2 separate regions of the Homo sapiens genome follow, and region 2 is linked to region 1. Evidence: chromatin contacts called from ENCODE Hi-C or POLR2A ChIA-PET data. All regions are on one chromosome and are shown on one strand. Each heading gives the region's core, a stretch centred on a gene start or an enhancer-like site at or near the end of the contact. The rest is flanking DNA. Distances are from core to core; before and after follow the strand shown. Region 1 holds the start of MPND (MPN domain containing). Region 2 overlaps SH3GL1 (SH3 domain containing GRB2 like 1, endophilin A2).

Region 1 (6,733 bases), core at 3,126-5,625:
CTGGGAGACACAGCGAGAGTCTGTCTCAAAAAAAAAAAACAAAAAAAAACACAATATGGAGAAGTAATTCAGCTACAGAGTGACCAGTGCAAGAACATTTGCCAGTTCCTTGTAGACACTGGACTGACTAAGGAGGATCATGTGAAGGGTCAAGGGTTTTTTTGCCACTGCGTCGGGCAGGTTCATGGGTTTTAAGTGCTTGTGGCTCACTGAAGCTTAAGTGAGGATTTCCTTGCAATGAGTAGAATTTCCTTTCTGTCCTTTGTCACAAGTTTAAAAACCTCACAGCTTGTATAACGTAACCATTTGTGGTCTGCTTTTAACATGGACTAGTGTTAACTCCTTCATGCAATAAACTTCGTACATAAAAAAAAGTTTATGAAAACATATCTACAGGCAGCTGGGCGCGGTGGCTCACACTTGTAATCCCAGCACTTTGGGAGGCCGAGGTGGGTGGATCACGAGGTCAGGAGATCGAGATCATCCTGGCTAACACGGTGAAACCCCGTCTCTACTAAAAATACAAAAATTATCCGGGCGTGGTGGTGGGTGCCTGTAGTCCCAGCTACTCGGGAGGCTGAGGCAGGAGAATGGCATGAACCCGGGAGGCAGAGCTTGCAGTGAGCTGAGATCGTGCCACTGTACTCCAGCCTGGGCGACAGAGCAAGACTCCGTCTTGAAAAAAAAAAAAAACATATCTACGAAAAGAAGAAAGGACATTACTCTTGATACTACAGGTGGGCCTCATCCAATCAGTTGAAGGCGATAACAGCAAAAACAGAAAAAAAAAAAAGATTCTGCCACAAGACTACAGCATCTGCTCCTGCCTCAGTTTCCTGCCTGCCCTACAGATTCCACACATGGGCACTGGTACCATCTCCATTTTGGGGTTTTGTTGTTGTTGTTTTGAAATGGAGTCTCAATCTGTTGCCAGGCTGGAATGCAGTGGTGTGATCTCAGCTCACTGCAACCTCCGCCTTGCAGGTTCAAGTGATTCTCCTGCCTCAGCCTCCCGAGTAGCTGGGACTACAGGCGTGCACCACCACGCCTGGCTAATTTTTGTCTTTTTAGTAGAGACGGGGTTTCACCATGTTGGCCAGGCTGGTCTGGATCTCTTGACCTCGTGAACCTGCCTGCTTCAGCCTCCCAAAATGCTGGGATTACAGGCATGAGCCACTGTGCCTGGCCTACCATCTCCATTTCACATAAGAAAAAAAAAACGGCCAGTGCAGTAGCTCACGCCCGCAATCCCAACACTTTGGGAAGTCCAGGTGGGAGGATTGCTGGAGGCCAGGAGTTTGAGACCAGCCTAGGCAACATGGTGAAACCTCATCTCTTCTAAAAATCCAAAAATTAGCCGGGTGTGGTGGCATGCGTCTGTAGTCCAGCTACTAGGGAGGCTGAGGTGGGAGGATCGCTTGAACCCAGGAGGTGAAGGCTGTAGTGAGCCAAGATGGGGGCACTGCACTCCAGCCTGGGCCACAGAGTGAGACCCTGTCTCAAAAAAAAAGAAAAAAACTAAGGCACACAAAGGGTCCTTGGTCAAGTTCACCCGGCTGGTGAACACTCAGGGAACATCTATTATCATAGCATTTGAAGTTCCCCCAGTGCCCCTCTGGTCCCTGCCATCATTTCCAGCCCCCTCAGCCACCCATGACACCAGCAGGTCTTTCTTCTTGTCTACATGACTTTGCGTATGCCATTCCATCCTTCTAGAAAGCTCTTCCCTTCAACTTGCTCTGACAAACTCCTGCTCATCCCTCAAAGCCCAAGCTCCCATGTCCCCTCTCTCCGCCCCAGCCCTGGAGGGATGGAGGAGGCATGTCACGTGGTAAGGGCTCCATCCGTGTTTGTATATATTACTAATACCTCCTCCGGAGAGAGCTGTGCCAGGCTGGGCACCCCTCATTCCACAGTGACCTGGGCGGCTTCCTGGAGGAGGCTGCAGCACGTACCTCATCAGCAGCCGTGGCAGGCGTGTGCAGCTGGTGCAGCCGGAGCCAGGTGGCCTTGTACTTGTCCAGTTTCTGGCCTTTGTACTTGACAGAGGCCCAGCCACAGCCCGACTTCTTGGCAGGGTTCACCAGCTTCTTGCAGTGGGTGGCCCAGGCGCTGGGTGAGTTGAAGGTCTGCCCGGTCTCCTGCCACATGATCCTTCCGTCTGGCTGCAGGTCGCCCAGGAACTTCTTCCCCTGCAGTGACAGTCAGCTGGCTGGGCCCAGGACCAACACCCACCATGCCCTCTCTCCCGGGGGGTCCTCCCCAGACCTACGCTCCCTCAGGCATGTCTTTACAGGGCTTCCAGGAACACCTCTCAGGCCGGCTGCAGGGCCTCCTCAGTGCCTGGGAGTCCACACCCACAAACCTGATCAGCCTGCACCAAGCTGCCTGGCAGATATCTGCACCCCGCCCACCATGACCAAGAAACCCCTAAGATCGGGGATAGGGTCTGTCTGTCTTGATCACTGCTGTGTCTCCAGGATGCAACACTCAGCAGTTGCTCCATTCAGAAACTCCCATTCAGAAGGGGAATAATGTGCTACCATTCACAAATCAAACAATAATGACAACAGTAATAGTAATAATACAGGGCTGGGTGCAGTGGTTCACGCCTGTAATCCCAGCACTTTGGGAGGCTGAGGCGGGCGGATCACCTGAGGTCAGGAGTTTGAGACCAGCCTGGCCAACATGGTGAAACCCCATCTCTACTAAAAATATAAAAATTAGCCAGGCGTGGTGGCGGGTGCCTGTAATCCCAGCTACTCAAGAGGCTAAGGCAGGAGAATTGCTTGAACCGGGAGGCAGAGGTTGCAGTGAGCCGAGATCATGCTACTGCATTCCAGCCTGGGCAACAGCGCGAGACTCTGTCTCAAAAAAAAAAAAAAAAAAAAAAAAAGGCCGGGCATGGTGGCTCACGCCTATAATCCCAGCACTTTGGGAGCTGAGGCAGGCGGACCACGAGGTCAGGAGTTCAAGACCAGCCTGGCCAATATAGTGAAACCCCGTCTCTACTAAAACTGCAAAAAAAAAAAATTAGCCAGGCGTGGTGGCGCATACCTGTAGTCCCAGCTACTCGGGAGGCTGAGGCAGAAAATCGCTTGAACCGGGAGGCAGAGGTTGCAGTGAGCCGAGATCGAGCAACTGCATTCCAGCCTGGGCAAAAAAGCGAGACTCTGTCTCAAAAAAAAAAAAAAAAAAAAAGTACTAATACCTACCACAGATAAAGTGCTTACCATGTGGCAGGCGCCTGCTGAGGGCTTTATTCATTTAACCATCCCCTAATTTTCCCATGGTGGGGAAATATTCCATTTCACGGCTGGGAAACCACAGGAAGGCCGGGGTGTTGCCCATCTGACCCTGCGCGGGTGGTGGCTCCTCTCTGAGCCTCAGCTTCTCCTTTGTGGGATGGGGTGTTTGGTAATCTACGTCCTCCCCACCAGAAGGACCCATCTGTGCCTCAGATTCCTCTCTCCACATGGGGCTTGTCCCGTAAAAAGAGCTCCGGGCCTCAGTGTCCCCTCCACGGGAGCTCCTCCTGCAGGAAAGGAGCTCTGGGCCTCAGTTTCCCCTCCCCACACTGGGGCTTGTCCTAAAGCAAGGGAGCTCTCCAGGCCTCAGTCTCCCTTCCTCACACCGGGGCTCTTCCTGCCGCCAAGGGAGCTCCGGGCCTCAGTCTCCCCTCTTCATGTCGGGGCTCTTCCTGCAGCCAAGAGAGCTCCGAGCCTCAGTTTCCCCTCCTCACACTGGAGCTCTTCCTGCAGTCAACGGAGCCCCGGGCCTCAGTTTCCCCTCGCCACACCGGGGCTCGTCTCTCAGCAAGGGAGCTCCGGGCCTCAGTGTCCCCTCCCTACACTGAAGCTTGTCCTGCAGCAAGGGAACTCCAGGCCTCAGTTTCCCCTTCCTGCCCGAGCCGCGATGGGACGAGGGAGGCGGGGTGCTCACCAGGTAGTAGATGGACAGCACCCCGGCGCCAGGCTCCAGCAGCGCGTCTTTGAGGAGCACCCGCAGTGTGACCGCGCGCCTGGTGAGCGCGCCCCCGGGCCCGCCGCAGCCCCCCGCCCCGGCCCCGCCGCCGCCGCCTCCTCCGCTGACGCTACTGCCGCCGCCGCCACTGCGTCCACCGCCCGCTCCCGCATTCGGCCGCTCAGGGTCCTCGGCCTCCGCTTCGTCCTCGTCCTCCTCCGGCGCCTCCTCGCCCGCACCGCCCGCCGGGGACAGCGGCTCCGGAGCTGCGGACAGCGAGAGGCTGCAGGGAGGCCGCTCGCCCCACGGCTCTGCAGCCCCGCGCCCCTGCAGCCCCGCGCCCCGCGCCTCCGCCCCGCTGGGCCCGCCGTACCTGCCATGGCCGCGCCTCCCCGCGCCCGGAGCTCTAGACTCCGGCTTCCCGGCACGTCACGCGGCCCCGCCCCGGGGAGGGGAGGGGCGCCCCAACCATTGGCCGTCGCCGGGGTCGGGGGAAGGGCTCGGCGCGCTGGGGTGGGCGGAGAAACTGAGGCCTCGGGGATGCCCACGCGGGAGAGAGATCGGGAACTCAGCCCTCTGGGAACATTCGGGAAACTGAGGCGTGACGGGGTGTTGACCGGGAGCTCATTGGTGCGAATGGGGAAACTGAGGCCTCGCTGTCCAGGGATAGAGGTTGCAAGGTGGAAGCCTGGGGCGGGTGCGCGAGTGGCTCAGCCTGCTGCAAGGAGAGGAGAAGGTGAGACCTGCGGTCACCGCACTTGAGGAACTCAGAGGCCTCGGCCTTTAGGACCAGGGGAGAAACTCAGGTCCAGGGGAACAATGCGGACTCCAATAGGGAACAGCCTCGCGCAGACACAGGTGGAGCCAAAGAGCCCAAGCCGGCCTCAGTCGCTAAAGAATTAACTCCCACCCTCCCGGGCGGCCCTCGACTGATTCCATGATTGGACCGTTGCGGAGCCCGCCAGCCAATGATAAGAGTCCCATTTATTTCACCCTCAACCAATCGATAGCAAGCTACTGGATTCCCGCACCAACCAATCCGTGTCAACTATCTGATTACACCAACTCGGATTTGACCAATGGGCAGACGTCCATGTAAACCAATCAGTAGAAACCCTTAGTTATGAGCGCAAACCATCAGAGGCAGGGACTGGACTCACCAGCCAATCAGCTCCGGGTATAAGGCCAGCCGAGTCCGGCCCTCCATACCCTTGGGCGGAGCAGGAGGCAGGGCCGGGCTCGTTGCGCGCCTGATCAGTGCAGCCCCGGCCTTTGTCCCCTACCCTGTTTCTGCAACTACATCCCCGACCCTGTCCTGGGACCTTCGTCCCGGAGCCCAGGCTCTGGGATTTCCCTCAGTCCCTGGCAGGGTTGAAAGTCCGGGATGGGGACTTCCTAAAGCTCCGGGACGCCGTGGGATGGGCTCAAGTGCGGGTGGCTTTGCCCAGACCGCAGTCGGGAAGTGGGAACTGGACAGTAGGGGTGCGGGGGAGGCTCTCCAGGGTGCTCGGGAATGTTCTCAGGAAGAAGACTTGACATAGAGCAAGAGCTGGGTACATGTGAACTATTGTTGTCCAGCCCAGGCACCCTTTAGGGGCCCCACCCTGACTGTCCAGCCAACAACGGGCATCCCCAAGGCCTGCAGACTCAGCATAGCCCAAACCGGCCTCAGTTTATTTCCCCAACTCCTTACGCACTTTCTCTTTGGCTTTTTTTCCGTCCCCTGCCTTCCAAAACCCTGAGCCACACCTCCAGCCTCTTGCACCCAAATCCTGGCCATCGCAGTGAGTCTCAGGCCTCCAAACTCATGCCCCACCCTGTCGGTCTTCCACCATTGCCCCAGAGGGCTCTTTCTAAAATGCACCTATTACCACCTCCCTCCCATATTATTATTTTGTTTTCTTTTCTTTTCTTTTTTCTTTTTTTTTTTTTTTTTTTTTTTTTTTTTTTGAGACGGAGTCTCGCTCTGTCACCCAGGCCGGAGTGTAGTGGCAAGATCTTGGCTCGCTACAACCTCTGCCTACCAGGTTCAAGCGATTCTCCTGCCTCAGCCTCCCAATTAGCTGGGACTGCAGATGCACATCACCACACCCAGCTAATTTTTGTATTTTTAGTAGAGAAGGGGTTTCACCATGTTTGCCAGGCTGGTCTCGAACTCCCAACCTCAGGTGATCCACCTGCCTCAGCCTCCCAAAGTGCTGGGATTACAGGTGTGAGCCACTGCGCCCAGCCTATTTTCTTTTCTTTTCGAGACAGGGCCTTGCTCTATCTCCCAGGCTGGAGTGCATTGGTGTAATCATGGCTCACTGCAGCCTTGGCCTCCTGGACTCAAATGATCCTCTTGCCTCAGCCTCCAGAGTAGCTGAGACAACAGGCGTGACCAGCATGCCTGGCTAATTTTTAATTTTCTTGTAAAAGAAGGGGATCTCACTATGTTGCCCATGCTGGTCTCCAAGTCCTGGCCTTAAGCAATCTTCCCACTTGGGCTCCCAAAGTGTTTGGATTACAGGCGTGAGCCACCGCACCCTGCCCTCCTCTCATGCTGTAAATCCTTCTGTCGCTCCACATTGCCTTAGACAAATACAATAAAAACTAACCACCCTGGCTGGGCACAGTGGCTCACGCCTGTAATCCCAGCACTTTGGGATCACTTGAGGTCAGAAGCTGAAGACCAGCCTGACCAACATGGTGAAACCCCATCTCTAATAAAAACAAAAAAATTAGCCGGGGGTGGTGGCAGGCACCTGTAATCCCAGCTACTCCAGAGGCT
Region 2 (6,733 bases), core at 2,955-5,454, 43 kb before region 1:
TCTTTCTCTATCTCTCGCCTTTTGCAGGGCTGGATTTGGCAAGCACTTTTCCTGAGCACTGCAGCTTGGTGCGTTTCTGCTCATTTCCTGTTAAGCAGTACCCAGGGCTCCCTGAACTCAGGCTCTGGGAGGACGGCCCTGTCTTCCTTTTCCTCTCCACTCCTAGAAAAACCTGCTGACCAGGCCCTGAGAGCAGGGTCACGGGGAGACCTCCTCACCACAGCAGGAAGATAGACGGACAGTTTCCTCCATTGGACCTGACTCAGCAGCGGCCCACTGACCGCCTGGGAGGGGGCTCCCGCCTAGCGGGCCGCAGTTCCACACCTGGGTAAGGGGACGAAGCACCCAGCAGGGGTCATGCCGCGTGTGACACAGTCTGTAGGGGCGGTGGTCATGGCAGATACTCAGAATCCAGATGGCATCAGGCCTGCGAGGGCATGGGGTGAGTGGGCCCACTCCCCTCCCTGGGCCGGGAACATGCGTCTCCTCTGCCCTGGCCCCCAAGTGGACAGCTCCCCACATGGTTTCATGCCAATGGGAGTGATTATTCCATTGCCGTTGCCACTGGAATATGAGCCCATTGCCGCCGGAGCCAGGCATTTGTGCTCATTGCTGCATCCCCAGTGTTTGGTTTACTGGCTGGCCTGCCCCAGGGAGCCGGTAAATATCACATGGAAGGACGGATGGGCCACCGTGGCCCCCACCCTACAGCGGATGGCCTCGTGTCGAGTTTGTGTGAGCACGCCCTAGAGGAAGAGAAGCAGGTCTCCACCTGGCCCAGGGTACAGTTCAAGCTCTCAGCCGAATTTCGGGAGCTTCTGGAGCCCCTGCCTTGGTCCCAGGTTTAAATGCTACTCTTCCCCTGCATGGGAACTCACACAGTCAGTCCCTCCCGCCCACCCTGTGTGGGGCCCTGTACTCTCCTGCCTCCTGTCCATGTCACCGGCCTCTCCTACCTCCCAACCTCATTTTCTCTCCACTTCCTGTCTGCCCTATAACGAACGCGTTTCTATCTCCCCTTATCCTTGGCATCTTCCGGGGATGCATGTGGGAACTGAGTTCTCAGCCCTTGGAGCTTCTGGCCTCGGGGTCCCCCACCCAGATGCCACACGCTGGTGTTCGTGTGAGGTGCTCTCCTCCCATCGGACGGCAGCTCCTGAGGCTGGGCTGTGCTCGGGCATGTGTGATGGGCCATGTTCTGCTGGGCACTGGCCTGCTGATGAGGTTGCCAGAGACGCCCCCTACAGAGGCTGAGCTAGAGGGCTCCTTCTCAGAGTGAGGGGCTGTCCTCCACAGGGCCCCTGTGGTGTCCCTGGTGGTGGCTCAACAGCAGCCCCTGGTCCGCTGGCCAGGCATCTGACCAGGCCGTGTCACAGCACCAGGGAGGCAGGTGGCTGACAAGGCCTCGGAGAACTCGGTTGGGAACAGGTCCGACTGCTCTGAAAAAATCAACAGCTCAGAGAGTGTCTCCTGTGGTTTAGGGTGTGTGTCCAGCTCCAGGGCTGCAGCTGACAGTCACCTGAACTTGGCCAGGTCCGAGGGCCTGACTGTGTCACAGGCAGTCTCTGACCCAGAGCCTGCCTGAGCAGGGTCCCTAAGAAGCCAAGCCCAGACGCCTGCTTCCCCCCTTGATCGAGGCCAGGCTGAAATGCACCTGCTGCTGCCCGGCTGGGCCGGTCTGCTCAGAGTTGGTGGTTCCCTGGCTTGAATGCTTCCCCAAACTAAACCACTCCCAGCCTCCAGAAACTGGCTCCCCAGCCCTGTTTGCCAAGATTCTTAGGACTTTTGCCATGGCTGGGCCTGGCCACCCATCCTGCAGCTCTCTCCCTGGCCTCTGTGCCCAGTTGCTGCAGTGACTTCTCTCTGATTGCCACAATAGGCCCTGCGGCTCCTCCCACTTCTCCCTGTGGATGGCCCCTTCTGTCTCTGAGCCTGCTGTCTCCTGTGCTTCCGCTGCCCCTCTCTGTACCTGTCTTCTAAGCCTGCGTCCCCTGTCCCAGCGTTCAAATGTGACACTCCCACGACTCGCAGACCACAGCAGGCAGCTGGCCAGCGGTGATGCCCTGAAATGACAGCCAGGGTTCATCGCCTGTCCTTCAGCTTGAACCCATTAGCTGATTCGGCCTCTTTCCTCTTAAATTACTTTTATTTTATCACTTTTAAAATGTATTTTAAAGGGGATCGTGGTATTTTTCCTTGCTCAATAACAGTAACTGGAATAGGCCGGACACGATGGCTCACACCTGTAATCCCAGCACTTTGGGAGGCCGAGGCAGGTGGATCACAAGGTCAGGAGTTTGAGACTAGACTGGCCAACATGGTGAAACCCCATCTCTACTAAAAATACAAAAATTAGCTGGGCGTGGGTGGCGCATGGCTGTAATCCCAGCTACTCAGGAGGCTGAGGCGGGAGAATCGCTTGAACTCAGGAGGCAGAGGTTGCAGTGAGCTGAGATCGCGCCAGTGCACTCCAGCCTGGCGACAGAGCGAGACTCTGTCTCAAAAAAACAAAAACAAAAACAAACAAAATTCGTCGGGCGTAGTAATGCATATCTGTAATCCCCGCTACTCGGGAGGCTGAGGCAGGCGAATCGCTGGAACCTGCGAGGTGAAGGTTGCCTTGAGCCAAGATAGCACCACTGCACTCTGCCTCAAAAACAAAACAACACAAAAAACCCCGCACAGTAAGTGGAATAACAAATACAACAGCAGCAAAACAATAGAGTGAAATTTTGCTGGATACCCCACCCCTGAGCCTGAGGTGTGCTCTCTTGTGAAAGAGCTGTTCGGGCTGGACGTGGTGATTCTTGCCTGTAATCCCAGCACTTAGGGAGGCTGAGGCAGGATTGCTTTAGCCCAGTTGTTCAAGCCCATTTGGGCAACACAATGAAACCCCGTCTGTACAAAAAATTAAATTAGCCAGTCATAGCGGTGCACACCTGTAGCCCAGCTACTTGGTAGGCTGAGGTGGGAGGATCACTTAAGTCCAGGAGTTTGAGGCTGCGGTGAGCTATCATCATGCCGCTGCCCTCCAGCCTGGGCAACAGAGCAAGACCCTGCCTAAAAAAAACAAAAACAAAGCCTGTACTATAGTAGTGCCCACCTGGAAGTTCCTTCTTGCCAGAATAAGAAATACAGAAGAGGGGCCAGGCGCGGTGGCTCATGCCTGTAATCCCAGCACTTTGGGAGGGCGAGGCGGGCAGATCACGAGGTCAGGAGATCGAGACCATCCTGGCTAACACGGTGAAACCGTGTCTCTGCTAAAAATACAAAGAATTAACTGGATGTGGTGGCGGGCACCTGTAGTCCCAGCTACTCGGGAGGCTGAGCCAGGAGTATGGCGTGAACCCGGGAGGCAGAGCTTGCAGTGAGCCAAGATTGCACCACTGCACTCCAGCCTGGGCGACAGAGCAAGACTCCATCTCAAAAGAAAAAGAAAAAGAAATACAGAAGGGGAATTGCAGCGGAGTTGTGTTCTGACCACGTGATTCACGTGCCTTATGCTTGTGTTAGCTGCCACGCTGTGGGAAATGCCTCACGGAAGGCACGTTGCCTTTTCCCTTGGGGCCCACCGCCATGCCCTCTGCAGTCTCGCCTCTTAGGATCGGGGGATCCTGCACACTGGGATTTGGGCTCAGGAAAGAGGGCTGATGGGTTGGTAACAGCCAGGTCCTGAGTGCCTGGGGAAAGGCATGGAAGCTGGAGACCCAGCAGTCAGCATTCTTAAGGAGTTCCCAAACATTGTTGGGCACGGTGGCTCGTGCCTGTAATCCCAGCTCTGAGGGAGGCAGAGGCAGGAGGAGCGCTTGAGCCCGGGAGTTTGAGATCTGCCTGGGCAGTATAGCAAGACCCTGTTCTCCAAAAAAAAAAAAAAAAAAGTGAAAAAGAAATAAAAAAAAAAAAGAGTTCCCAAACATCACCCAAGCAGTAATGCAAATATCTTCCTCCAGGACACCCCCATCCAGCCCTGCGTGCTGGAAGCAGAACTGCTGACTGATTATTTTTCTGCTGTCATTTCGGGACTTTGCCCCAGCACTAAGCAGAGACCCTTATTCTCAGGAAGCCCCCTGCGGAAGGAAGCTCTGGGAACTTTCTGCCCGCCCTCGCCGCAATCCCTTGCCACCCGCCTCTGTGGGATGAGGCCCCACAGCTGACTCAGGCAGGCATCCATCAGCCTAACAGCCTCACTCATCAGAGTCCCGATTGTTTGAAACAGATGGGCAGCCCTGGCCCTTCAAGGCCAGCCTTTGTGGCTCAGAAGAGGGCAGCCCAGGGACCTGGTTGGAATTTCCCCATCTCCCAACCTTCACCCACCCTGGCATAAGATCATCTTCATCCTCTCCTGAGGCCTCTGATGGTTTTCTCTAAGGTTGAGAATCCCTGCTATTATTTTAGGAAGGAAGGACAACCCCCAGAACTGCAGAGTATCTTGCTTCTTGCTGACTCTGGTCAAGTCAGCGTTCCACCCACGAGGAGCCTTGGAGCTGTCGGACCCCTGGCTGAGCGTAGTGTGGGTGTCTGGGAGGTATGTGCTGCCCACTGCAGAGGCTGGCTCGGAGGCCGCTGGAATGCTGCGCTGTGCCCTAGCTTTTACATTTTTATTTCATACTTGCAGAATCCTGTGTATTTTTCCAGTGTTCTCCCACTCCCAGCCTTCCCACAGCAGCCTCCCCGGCTAGCCCCAGAGCACTCTGTGCCTGTCAGAAGAAGGCACCAGTGGGCCCCTCTGTTGAGTGGGGTCCCTGTGCCACCTCTAGACTGGCTGAGGGTTCCATAGTGGGCAGCTGCACAGCCAGGGAGGGTCTTTGGGGCCCGGAAGGAAAGAGTGCTGCTGGGAGGGAGGGCAGGAGAAAGACCTTTGGTCTGCCTGCTGCAATCACGTTTCTGGAGCCCAGGAGTCCACTCGGCTGTCAGAGGAGCCGGTAGGGGGTCGCCCTCCTTCCAGGAGAGGTTGCCTCTTACTGCATTCAGAACACATTCCCTGGGCCACACGCTGGTCGGCACCAGTATGTGGCACAGGGCACCTCCCTTGTTCAGGCACCTCATGAAGGTTGTATCATAAAGGGTTTCAGATCCAGAAAGGCAGCTAAGAATGACCAGCAGATGAGCAGGTGCCCCCACCCCATCCCAAGGAAGCCAGAGCAGGGCCGGCGTGCCTTCACTGCGCACGTTCACTGCGCCAAAACACGCAGGGTTGTGTGGCGGTCCACACTGCCTGTCAACAGGATCACGTGCTTTCTTGCTTGGTTTCTCGTACCCTAGTTTTTTTTTTTTTTTTTGAGATGGAGTCTCTCGTCACCCAGGCTGGAGTGCAATGGCGCAATCTCAGCTCACTGCAACCTCCCGCTCCCAGGCTCAAGCAATTCTCCTGCCTCAGCCTCCCGAGTAGCTGGGATTACAGACACCAACCACCACACCCGGATAATTTTCATATTTTTAGTAGGGACAAGGTTTCACCATGTTGGCCAGGCTAGTCTCGAACTCCTGAGCTCCAGCAATCTGCCTGCTTTGGCCTCCCAGAGTGCTGGGATTACAGGCGTAAGCCACCGCACCTGCTCACCCTACTTTTAGGCTGAGCACTGCTTGTGAGTACCGTTCACACTGACACACGAGGCTCCACTCGCATCCGCAGCTGCGTGGCTTTCCCTCGTGGTTATTCCACAGTGTGTCTATCCGTTCTCCAGCCAGTGGACATTTAGAGTCTCCAAGTTTCTGCATTTTCACACAGCCTGGCAGTGAGCGGTCCCCTGTGGCATGTATCTGAGAGCTTCTCCAGTGCGGTACCTTGCTTAATATGATCATCTGCTGTAGTGCTTGATGACTATGCCCATGAATAGCCACTGCACTCCAGCCTAGGCAATATAGCGAGACCCTGCCTTCAAAAAAAGAAAAATAGCCACATAGGTTTTCAGCAGTCCTAGCCTGGAAAAAAACAACCTGTTCAATTTGCATGACCGAAAGTCCTGGACCGGTGGCTAGCAATATCGTGTGTTGCGCACTCGTAAAGTGTGTTATTTCAACCCTCCTCCACCGTGCTGTATGTGCCTGGGGGCCTTGGCCAGGAAGCCAAGTGGGCGGGGAGGAGGCTCCCAGCTCAGGGTTAGCTCTGTGTGGTCCGGAGCGGGATGAACTGGGGGGCTCCTGCGCCATCAGCTCTGAGGACTCTGCTTCTGCTGGGCATCCTCCTCACGGATGTAACATCCCCTCCAGCCTGTAAATTCCTCTGGAGCCTGCGTTTTCAGTTTTGTTGTGTACAGTGAGGCCGCGCTCACAGAAAGCACCTAGCACCCAGCCTTGTCGCAGAGGGCAGCTTGGGCCAGGACTCACGTGCTCCCTGTGCAAATTCACCTACTTGATAAGATTGATTTGTAGCCCCAAATCATTCCTTTTGCAGTCTTTTGCAGACAAGTGCAGAGCAGCAAAAAATCTGTCACCCATCGCATATGTTCCTAGCCGAGGTCAAACAAAGCCACACTGCCTTCTCCTAGCTCTCAACGCTGTGTTCTGGCGTGGATCACTCTGCCTTCTCCCGGCTCTCGCATTGTGTTCCGGCGTGGATCACGCTGCCTTTTCCCGGCTCTCACGCTGTGTTCCGGCATGGATTTGCAGGCTTTTAGCGCCATGTTTCTCACATTTTTGGGATTTTGTTGGTGATTTCGCTGTTGAGAATGGTCCCAGCATCATGCAGCAGTGCCGTCTCGTGTTCCTCAGTGCCAGGAGGCTGGGATGAGCC

What was found. Hi-C counts contacts between places; a loop is a spot of excess contacts on that map. ChIA-PET counts read pairs that join two places held with the same protein, here RNA polymerase II (POLR2A). Pooled maps may share reads with other maps.
Region 2: POLR2A ChIA-PET joins it to region 1 with 29 read pairs in PC-9. The contact joins the enhancer-like site here to the promoter of MPND in region 1. A Hi-C loop is called at or near these places in 17 of 168 maps with a recorded cell type or tissue (CD4-positive, alpha-beta memory T cell, HCT116, adrenal gland and 11 more), 4 of 37 single-sample maps with no recorded cell type and 21 of 50 pooled maps. POLR2A ChIA-PET finds 5 or more read pairs at or near these places in 37 of 52 experiments (A549, A673, AG04450 and 29 more).

Annotation. Positions count from the first base shown.
Region 1 is chr19:4,341,204-4,347,936 of GRCh38, reverse strand. It overlaps MPND (MPN domain containing), which reads right to left and starts at 4,375. Exons shown (of 13, transcript NM_001300862.2): 1 at 4,337-4,375; 2 at 3,943-4,229; 3 at 1,956-2,192. The coding sequence starts at 4,343. It also overlaps the pseudogene EIF1P6. RefSeq lists a silencer at 4,234-4,523 and enhancers at 4,592-5,323, 5,344-5,463.
Region 2 is chr19:4,383,647-4,390,379 of GRCh38, reverse strand. All of the region lies in intron 1 of SH3GL1 (SH3 domain containing GRB2 like 1, endophilin A2), which reads left to right. Among named protein-coding and RNA genes, the nearest start is that of SH3GL1, 14 kb to the left of the region's middle. RefSeq lists enhancers at 1-368, 369-976, 3,395-3,895. Within about 2 kb of position 4,204, at least 2 of the 41 ENCODE cell types and tissues checked have a DNase peak (open chromatin) inside an H3K27ac peak, as active enhancers do.